2 separate regions of the Homo sapiens genome follow, and region 1 is linked to region 2. A link is a loop called in an ENCODE intact Hi-C map of the cell type or tissue named here. Cell type or tissue: breast epithelium. All regions are shown on one strand.

Region 1 (5,000 bases), 250 kb after region 2:
ACACTGGAAAATTGGAGATGATACATATGGGGGTGATTTATGCAAGAAAGACTTCATAGGGCCAGGTGTGGTGGCTCACGCGTGTAATCCAGCACTTTGAGAAGCCGAAGTGGGCGGATCACCTGAGGCCAGGAGTCCGAGATCAGCCTGGCCAACATGGTGAAACTCCATCTCTGCTAAAAATACCAAAAAAAAATTAGCTGGACACACACACACAAAAATTAGCTGGGTGTCGTGGCACATGCCTGTAATCCCAGCTACTCGGGAAGCTGAGGCAGGAGAATCACTTGAACCCGGGAGGCAGAGGTTGGGGTGAGCCGAGATCACACCACTGCACTCTAGCCTGGGCAACAAGAGCGAAACTCCGTCTCAAAAAAAAAAAAAAAAAAAAAAAAGACTACATAGAAATGAGGTCAGCAGATCTATATAAAGAGAAAACACCTTGGCTCTACCTATAAAAGATTGATAAATGAGTGTATTTTTATTTTCAGTTACAATGTTTAACATTTGTTTCTATTTCTCAACTCTCCATTTTTACTAACTTTTGTAATTATACAACTACCTACTAATGTAAATCACATCAGTTAAGAGAGCTTCTGCTGTATTCTTTGACATAACTGAAAATAATCTTCAGGAATTTAGAAATTAGGATTGAAGTTCCCCCTGGATTAGGCAGTGAAGCTGATTACTCTATTGGATGATTTGCTTAGTTTTTGATTCTGTAGTTGACTTTGCAGAATTTTTTTCCACGGTAAATTCTAAGTTAACAAATTTTTTAAAAATCCAATCCTACTTTTTCAAATCCTGAGACACTATCACACCTCCTTAAAAGAGCATCAGTGATAGAAATGGATTCATTAATAAACTGAGAGACCATCTGAATTCAGATGAAACACTAGCTTTATTTCCATAATGCACCAATTATTAAATACATGAAGTTTCATTTCAAGGGCCTGAGCTTTAAACCTACTGCAGATTAGGCCATTAAGAGGGGCTGATGGGTTCCATATGCATGAAGACCCACTGAAATTGACCAAACCGAGACAGATATTAAGCAGCCAGTAAACCTCACTAGCAGTCTCTTAAAAATGCAAACCAAAACGGCAGCAGAAAAATGCCATGTTTTTCCTATCAGATGAACAAACTTTTAAAAGAATATAATGTTTATATTGGTTAGGATGTGGAGAAATGGATAGAGTAGAAGGGTGTATTGGTATTACTTTAAAGGGGATTTGGCATGATATTGAAATTATAAATACTCTTCAAGTTAAAAATTCTGCTTCTTGTCATTTATCCTAGAGAAACGCTTGTACATGGGCACAAAGAGTCATGTAAAAGGACATTCATTGCTTCATAACTGCAATCATGAAAGATCAAAACCAATCTAAAAATCAGCAACAGGAGAACAATGACATAAATTGTGACTTATTTATAGCATGAAATATGTTGCAGCAGTTAAAGAGAACAAGTTAAATCTAATATGAAAGGTTGTCAAGGACATACGATTTAGTGAGTGGGGGCGGAGTAAACTATGGCATAGAAATACATCATATGATATGGTTTATGTATGAACAAAAATATTAACGCATAAAATGCATTGAAAAGGGTCTGGAAGGATCTACCTGAAACTAGTAACAGTGTCTACCTCCAGAGGGAAAGACTGGTATTGAGGCGGTGGTCAAGATGGATTTTGCTTATCTTACTGTTTTAACTGAAAGTGGGTTCATGTATTACTCATACATTTAAAATATATATATAATAAAAAGCATTAGGAAAAAAAGCCAAAGTTCTCAAACAGGTTAATCACAAAAGAAAAAATATAAATGGCAAAAGAAAAAGTGAGAAAAAGTTCCAAAAATATTTTTGAAGAAAATTTTTCAAGGATTATTAATAGCTCTCTCCTTGGATGATGAAACTATGAATGAATTTTTTAAACTTCTCTTTCTACTCTTCCATATTTTTAAAGTTTTCTATAGTGGAAACACATATAAGAAATGTTTAAAAGGCTGAGAAATGGCTGGTAAATCCTAACTAGCATGTTGTCACCTTTAAATCTTACTCTGACAGACAGCATATAGTCCATTTGGAGTATGTGGAAATTTATGATGAAAAATTCCCATGGAAAAGTGATATTTGAGGTGAGTGGCCCTGTCCTGATGTCATATGACAGACAAACACACTGATGTGTTGGAAACCAATTCTAAAAAATTCTACATTTTAATTATTTTTCTTAAAGCCCTGATTTGTAGTGTTTGCTGATTTCCATAGTGTTATAATTTGAATTGTGTCCTCAAAAAGATATGTTGAAATCTTAACTCCCAGAAGCTCAGAATGTGGCCTTATTTGGAAATAGGGTAATTGCAGATATAATTAGTTAAAATGAGGTCATACTGGAGTGGGATGGGCTCTTAATACAACTAGTGTCCTTATAAGAGGAGGAGAAGAGACACAGACAGACACACCCACCAAGAATGCCACGTGACTCTGGAGGTGGAGATTAGAGCAACATGTCTGCAAACCAAGGAGTGGCAGGGATTGACGCCCCCATCAGAAGCTAGGAAGAGGTAAAGAAGACTTCTACCCAGGATCTCAGAGGAAACATAGCTCTGCTGACCCCGGTTCCAGATTTCTGGCCTCCAGAACTAGAAGAGAATACATTTCTATTGTTTAAAGCCACACACTTTGTGGTACTTTGCCATGGTAGCCTAGGAAACTAATACACATGGTGTAAATAGAGGTTGAGTATCTCTATTCCGAACATCCAAAATCCAAAATGTTCCAGAATCTGAAACTTTTTGAGTGCCAACATGATACAAGTGGAAAATTTCACACCCACCCTCATGGGATGAGTCGCAGTCAAAATGCAATCAATGCACAATAGCAAACATAGAGAATCAACCTAAGTGTTGATCAGTGGAGGATTGAGTGAAGAAAATGTGATGTATACTCCATGGAATACTAGTCAGCCATAAAAAAGAATGAAATCATGTCTCTTGCAGCAGCATGGATAGAACTGGAGGCTGCTATCTTAAGTGAAATATAACAGAAACAGAAAGTCAAATATCACATGTTCTCACTTCTAAGTGCGAGCTAAATAACATGTACACATGGACATAGAGAGTGGGATAATAGACATCAGAGACTCAAAAAGGTAGGAGGGTAGGCAGGGTGAGAGACAAAGAATCACCTATTAGGGACAACATGCACTCATCTAGTGAGGGTTTCTCTAAAAGCCCACATTTCACCACTATGCTATATAGCCATGTAAGGTAACTACAGTTGTAGCTCCCAAATCTATAAAAGTAAAAATAATTTTTAAAAAACTTGGTTTCATGCATGAAATTACTAAAAATATTGCATAAAATGACGCTTGAGTCTCTGTTTAGAAGGTGTACGTGAAACATAAAGGAATTTGTGTTTAGACATGGGTACCATCCCAAGATCTCTCATTATGCATATGCAAATATTCCAAAGTCCAAAATCCAAAACACTTCTGGTCCCAAGCGTCTCAGATAGGGGATGCTCAACCCATCCATCTTGGCCAAGTAACATGACTCCCCTGAATGCAGGGCTGGGATCCTGCGTGCTCCTGTTCTCATGAGCCAGGGTGTTCCAGCACAGGGCAGAACGGAAGGCTGCTAATCTAAGGCATGGAGAGTTCTGAGTTTGTCCAGAGAAGAATCTGACATAGGTTTGACTGAAAATCTTTGGTGTAGAATTATCATCAATGGACATTGTCCTATTTTGTATGCATTTTACCTTTTAAAGTCTCCATGTTGGGTTCCAGGAATACATTAACCTAATTCAGTTCCAGAGACACAAATGAGATCATGAATGCAAACCTGCCGGATGACTATTCAAATATCAATGACAACATGCAGAAATACAGTTCCAGTTGCACTGTTGAGACGAATTCCCATGTGTATGTACATGGTTTCAGCTGGGAGTTTTAAAGCCACTCAGCATTGAAATAGCCTGGATCAAGACAGACAAACACACAATGAAACTGCACACAAATAGTAGTGTCAGGACACTGTGGTCTTTCTGCTGAACCTCTCATCTTTTTTTTTTTTTTTTTTTTTTGAGACGGAGTCTTGCTCTGTTGCCCAGGTGGGAGTGCAATGGCATGATCTCAGCTCACTGCAACCTCCACCTCCCGGGTTCAAGCAATTCTCCTGCCTCAGCCTCCTGAGTAGCTGGGACTACAGGTGTGTGCCACCACGCCCGGCTAATTTTTGTATTTTTAGTAGAAACGGGGTTTCACCGCATTAGCCAGGATGGTCTTGATCTCCTGACCTCATGATCTGCCTGCCTTGGCCTCCCGAAGTGCTGGGATTACAGGCATGAGCCACCACGCTCAGCCAATGAACCTCTCGTTTCCATCCACCAAATAGGTATTGGGCTTTGAAGTCAGTCAGACCTGGGTTCAAATTCTAGCTCTGCCACTTACAGTCTATGTAGCTTGGGACAAACTGCTTAAACTCTAAAGCCTCAGTTTCCCCATCTGTGTAAAGGTGTTAAGAAGACTTAACTCAAAGGGCAATTATGAGGATTGACAGCGTTGACACAATACCTGGCATATGATGAACACTCAATAGACAGTAATCAAGCTATGCTGGCCACTCCCTATGTGGAGTTTTGAATCAGGAGGCTGAGTGCAGAGTGCAGAGTCCTCTTGGCCAGGTCCGACTGCGGAGACGGCAGAGGAGTGAAGGAGGTGCTGTGTACCCCAGGTCCCAGCTGTGTGCACCTTGAACTGGGGGAACCCCCGCCTCCTTTCTGTCTGGCATGAACTCTGCTTCCTCCCAAGGAGTTTGAGGCCTGAATTCACCCATGGTTTATTCACCCCTGACCCAAGCAAACGTTCAGTGTTGAGAGGAAGCAACAAATGTGAAAGATCAAGGCAGAACACAGAGCATTTCTGAGGAAGTCTGTCGCGCCCACTGTTTTGACAGGCTCTGGAAGCCCAGCTTTGCCTAGCCCAGGGCAAGTACAGTACT
Region 2 (5,000 bases):
GTATCTTATTGATTTTACATTTCTTTCATTGAGAATAAGACTGGCTACTTTCATATCGTTTTTGACAGTTCATTTCTTTTCTTTTGATTAACAGCTTATTTTTTATTTCTACTAATTCTGTGTGTGGTTGTTCACCTTTATTTTTGTTCTTACCAATCTAAAAACTCTCACACAGGTTAAGAATGTCAGCCTACATCTGAGTGTCAATAAGGTGCAGATAGTCAAGGAATAATGCCTCACAGTGTAGTGACATGCTGCCACAGAAGAGGCCCCCAGGAAAATGCAGTTTGGGAGCCCCTTAAGCAAATATAACTTCATGGGAAGATTGTCCTTCTTTGGTCTCTGATATGGTTTGGATCTGTGTCTCCACCCAGATTCATTTGAATTGTAATTCCCAACGTAGGAGATGGGGCCTGGTGGGAGATGATTGGATCATGGGGGCAGTTTCTCATGCTTTTCATGGGGGCAGTTTCTCATGCTTTACTACCATCCCCCTTGGAGCTATCGTCCTGATAGTGAGTTCTCACATGATCTGGTTATTTAAAAGTCTGTGGCACCTCTCTGCTCTCTTGGTCCTGCTCCTGCCATGGAAGACACCTGCTCCCGCTTTGCTGTCCACCATGATTGTGTGTTTCCTAAGGCCTCCCCCAGAAGCAGAAGCTGCTATGCTTCCTGTACAGCCTGCAGAACCATGAGCCAATTAAACCTGTCTTAAAATACATTCCTCAGTCTCAGGCATTTCTTTCTTTATAGCAGTGCAAGAATGGACTAACACACTCTCCATATTGACACCTCGCTTGTAAAGCTGGCCGATGCAGCATTGCAATCAAGTGGTAGATTTTGAATGTCTGAGTGTGATTAGACTCTAGTTGTTTGTTGTTAAATGATTGGTCTGAGTGTGATTAGACTCTAGCTGTTTGTTGTTAAATGATTGGTGAATGATGCCATCACAGGCCAGAATGTCCAGCCAGCCTCCATAGCAGGACCATCCCCGCTTATAGGAAATGGAAAGGCTCAGAGACTCCAGAGTGGCCCAGCACTGCCCCTGCCGTCCACCAGCTGGAATCAGGGCAGTGCACCTCCCAGTCTGTGTGTGTGTATGTGTGAGTGTGTGTGTGTATGTCTGTGTGTGTGTATGTGTGTGTGTATGTGTGAGTGTGTGTACATATGTGTGAGTGTGTGTATGTGTGTGTATGTGTGTGCGTGAGTATGTGTGAGTGTGTGTGTATGTGTGAGTGTGTGTATGTATGTGTGAGTGTGTGTGTGTGTGAGAGAGTATGTGCGAGTGTGTGTGGAGGGGCGGGGGTCTTGCAGTTGGTCATAGCTGCCCTTTACTTTCTCACAGTGTGTGTATGTGTGTGTGTGAGTGTGTGTGTGTATGTGTGAGTGTGTATGTGTGTGTGGAGGGGAGGGGATCTTGCATTTGGTCATAGCTGCCCTTTACTTTCTCACAGTGTGTGTGTGTGTGTATGTGTGTGTGAATGTGTGTGTGTATGTGTGTATGTGTGAGTGTGTATGTGTGAGTGTGTGTGTGTGTGAGTGTGTGTGTGTGTGTGTGGAGGGGAGGGATCTTGCAGTTAGTCATAGCTGCCCTTCACTTTCTCAGTGTTTTTGTGTGTGTGTGTGAGTGTGTGTGTGAGTGTGAGTGTGTGAGAGTGTGTGAGAGTGTGTGTGTGGAGGGGAGGGGAGGGGTCTTGCAGTTGGTCATAGCTGCCCTTCACTTTCTCTTTTGGTCAAGAGTTCTCCCTTTCTCCTCGTTAGAGAAAGATTGCCTTTGTTTTGCCAGTTTCCTGAAAGTCTGTATTTTCCGGGTATAAGCTCACTCATTGAGAAGAAGAGAGCCTATCCTTTCACCTCTAGAACAAGAAAGCCAGTGGGTAGTAAAATACACATAATGAAAATGATGTGTGCCCTAAACTTCAGGTGAACCAGCGAGAGTGTTTTACAGCACACACTCCAACCTAGAATCATTCACACGGGTCCAAATCCCAGCTTCACTCTCATCGCTAGACATAGGGCTCAATGTTCCAAATTTTAGCTCTTCTCATCTCTAAAATGGCAATTATATTAGTACCTATGTTTAAGGCAGTTGTGAGGATTAACTGAATTTTGGTCCACCTATGGATGCTGGCACAGCAGGCATTTTATGCGTAAAGTCTCTAATCATTATTTCTCCATCTCAGAATAGAGGAAGATCTCTGTGGGTGGAGGACCCTTACCAAAGTAGTTGGAGGGGACATCTTAGGTCATACGACTCTCTTCTCAAAGACTCTTGTTATATAGGAGTCCTATTTGGTTAAAAGGACTTCTCTTGTTTGTCCTGGATGTGACATCAGGTTTAAAAAAAATCTCACTCCCGTTCAGGAGCCTGGCAACCATGCATTACCCAACAATGGTTACCGTGGCTGCAAGGAGGAAGCAGACAGCAAGCCCACAGAAGTGTTTATTGAAGAAAGGGAAGTCAATAGTCCCTGGAGTTAATGAGTGATTGTTATTTATGGAAGGAATGGTATTTGCAGATGGGAATGACTGCAAAATGCATAGAAGGACACAGCCATGCCCTTTCCACGGAAGTCACAGAGCACACCTCAACACACTGAGAAGACGTCCACGACAGAGAAAGATGACGAAGGTCTCCTTTCTTCCACATCGTAGGAGATTTTCTGCCATAAACTCAGTTTATTCTATAGTTGTTTATGTCCTCAGCATTTTGGAGACAGCTGTTCTCATGAAGTGAAGACTGGCTCAGATTGTTTGATTAATTGCAAGAATTGTGGAAACGGGAGGAAGAATTCATGAAGGATGCCTCCCTTACCTGTACAGAGTTGTTTTCATTGATAAAGGGTTGTGATCTGTAAAATGGGGATATCGACATTTGTTTCAGGAGAATGAGCTTTATTTGGGCAGATTTGGCTTTGAATTCTGTTTCTACCTCTTAGAGATTGTGTGACAGTTGTTATTTAATATCTGAGTCTCAAATTTCTCATCTGTAAACTGAATATAACACTTATACTGAATGTCATACTTATATTACAAGATGTCCATGTTATTCTAATCATGTCTTTTTAGTTTCTGTGTTTTCTGATGTTTTGGCTTCTGGGGTCTTGCTGATCCTGGAGAGACTCCCCCTCCCAGGACTGGTCAGTTCCTAGCAGTAGTAAGGGACTCACCTACAAGTGTGCCTTTTGTATGCAAGCCACCAATCCAAAGCCCATGCCCCCACTGACCCCCTTTATCTAGCTTTCACTTGCAGAGCCACTATCCCCCTGCCCTAATCACCCCAGGGACAGATATTAAACAACTAGAAATAGCCACGATGCCCTAGAGCCCAGTGAAATTATTTAAAATGGGCAATACTACACCTGCCTGCCTGTCCTACATTTCCCCCTCACAACCCATAATGAAGTCTCTTGCCCACATTTTCTTCTCATTCCCTCTGCCTCCTGACCGATCCTGGTGCTTCCCCACGTGGCCCTGCATGGCATGGTGTGACCTCTGCTCTTGAATTGTGAGTAACACACGCTGTACGTAATGGCAGTCATCTCCTGACCCATTTCCTCACCATACCTGAATAATAATAAAACCTATTGTCTCAGCCTATTTGGGCTGCTATAACAAAACACTATAGACTGAGTGGCTTCAACAGTAAATATTTATTTCTCACACTTCTGGAGGTGGGGGAGTTCAAGGTCAAGGCACTGAAAGGCTCAGTGTCTGATGAGAACCCGCTTCCTGGCTCATGGACATCCAGCTTTTCTCTGTGGCTGAAAGAAGCCGAAGCACTCTCTGGGGTCTCTTTTATAATGGCACTAATCCATTCACAGGTCCTCCACCCTCGTGACATAGGTGGAGCCCCCATGAATAGCCTCACCTCCAAAAGTCATCACATTGAGGGTTAGGATTGTGATACATGCACTTGGAGGAGGCACACACATTCAGTCCACAACACTCATGATGTAAAAACACATGCCCCAATCTCTGGAACCTGTGAATGTTACCTTGTATGGCAAAAGGGACTTCACGGGTGTGAAAAAGACATGAATCTGTAGATGGGAGATTATCTTGGGCTAGCCAGGCGGGCCTGGTGTGATCATGAGGATCCTTAGAAGGGGGAGGCAGGAGATCAGCATGAGTAGCAGAGGAGGGTGAGGCCACGAGCCAAGGAATGCTGACAGCTTCTAGAAGCTGGAAGAGGCGAGGAATGAATTCTCCCCTGGAACTTTCAGAAGGAATCAACACTGCCAACACCCTAATGGTAGCCCTGTAAGGCCTATTTCTGACACTCTGACCTCCAGAACTGTAAGATAATCAATGTGTGTTGTTTTGAGCCACTAAATGTGTGATCATCTCTTACAGCAACAATAGGGAACTAATATAAGTTTCAACAAATCATGATTATTTTCACTGTCAAGTACAATAATATTCAGAATGTGGAAACACTTTTGAAAAGTTAAAGTGTCATGTGAAGATTATTATTATCAAAGCTGTTATTTGTTCTGCTTCCATTTGATTCAAGTCCACTGCTTCCAAACTTTGTATTTCAATATTTTATTATTGTATCCATGAATGCCAAAGCTACACTTGCATTCTTTTTACCATTTCCAAGAAGACGTATGTCTTAAGGGACAGTTGACTACAGTCCTTGCCCCATAGGGATGTAGATCACTGGCCCCCTATCACTCATGGGTCTGTGTCACATAAGAGACCCAACTACTTGATCTTGACTCTTGATTGAAGATTGAATAGGATAATAAGAAGCGAGAGGAAAATGAGGTACCCAACAGCCAGTGGCAGAGACTGCAAGGAGTCTCCTAGTATCTATTTTCCCCGTAGTCTATGAAGATTTTTTACCTGGGCACATGGCCACTCAAATGTGGACTACATTACTCAGACTGCCTTCCATGTCAGTGTGGTCACTTGACTAAGTTCCATGAAATGGAAAGAGAATTGATAAATGCAACTTCAAGGAAATGTCCTTAAAGAGAAATGCTGTGTCCTGC

The links. Hi-C counts contacts between places; a loop is a spot of excess contacts. Peaks named below come from ENCODE experiments on the same cell type or tissue, not always from the same donor. Only the 100,000 strongest peaks of a DNase experiment are listed, where the experiment ranks them.
Region 1: a loop joins it to region 2, with 3 times the contacts of the local background. A loop is called at or near these places in 62 of 110 quality-filtered maps.

The regions. Positions count from the first base shown.
Region 1 is chr4:184,542,588-184,547,587 of GRCh38, forward strand. No RefSeq gene overlaps it. Among named protein-coding and RNA genes, the nearest start is that of LINC02427, 7.5 kb to the left of the region's middle. In breast epithelium, no CTCF peak of the experiment used is centred here; no DNase peak of the experiment used is centred here.
Region 2 is chr4:184,291,330-184,296,329 of GRCh38, forward strand. It overlaps LOC105377582 (a long non-coding RNA gene), which reads right to left and starts at 2,283. Exons shown (of 6, transcript XR_939552.3): 1 at 2,220-2,283. LOC124900825 (a long non-coding RNA gene) reads left to right here. Exons shown (of 2, transcript XR_007058413.1): 2 at 2,365-5,000. In breast epithelium, no CTCF peak of the experiment used is centred here; a DNase peak (open chromatin) is centred at 2,392; H3K27ac peaks cover 985 bases.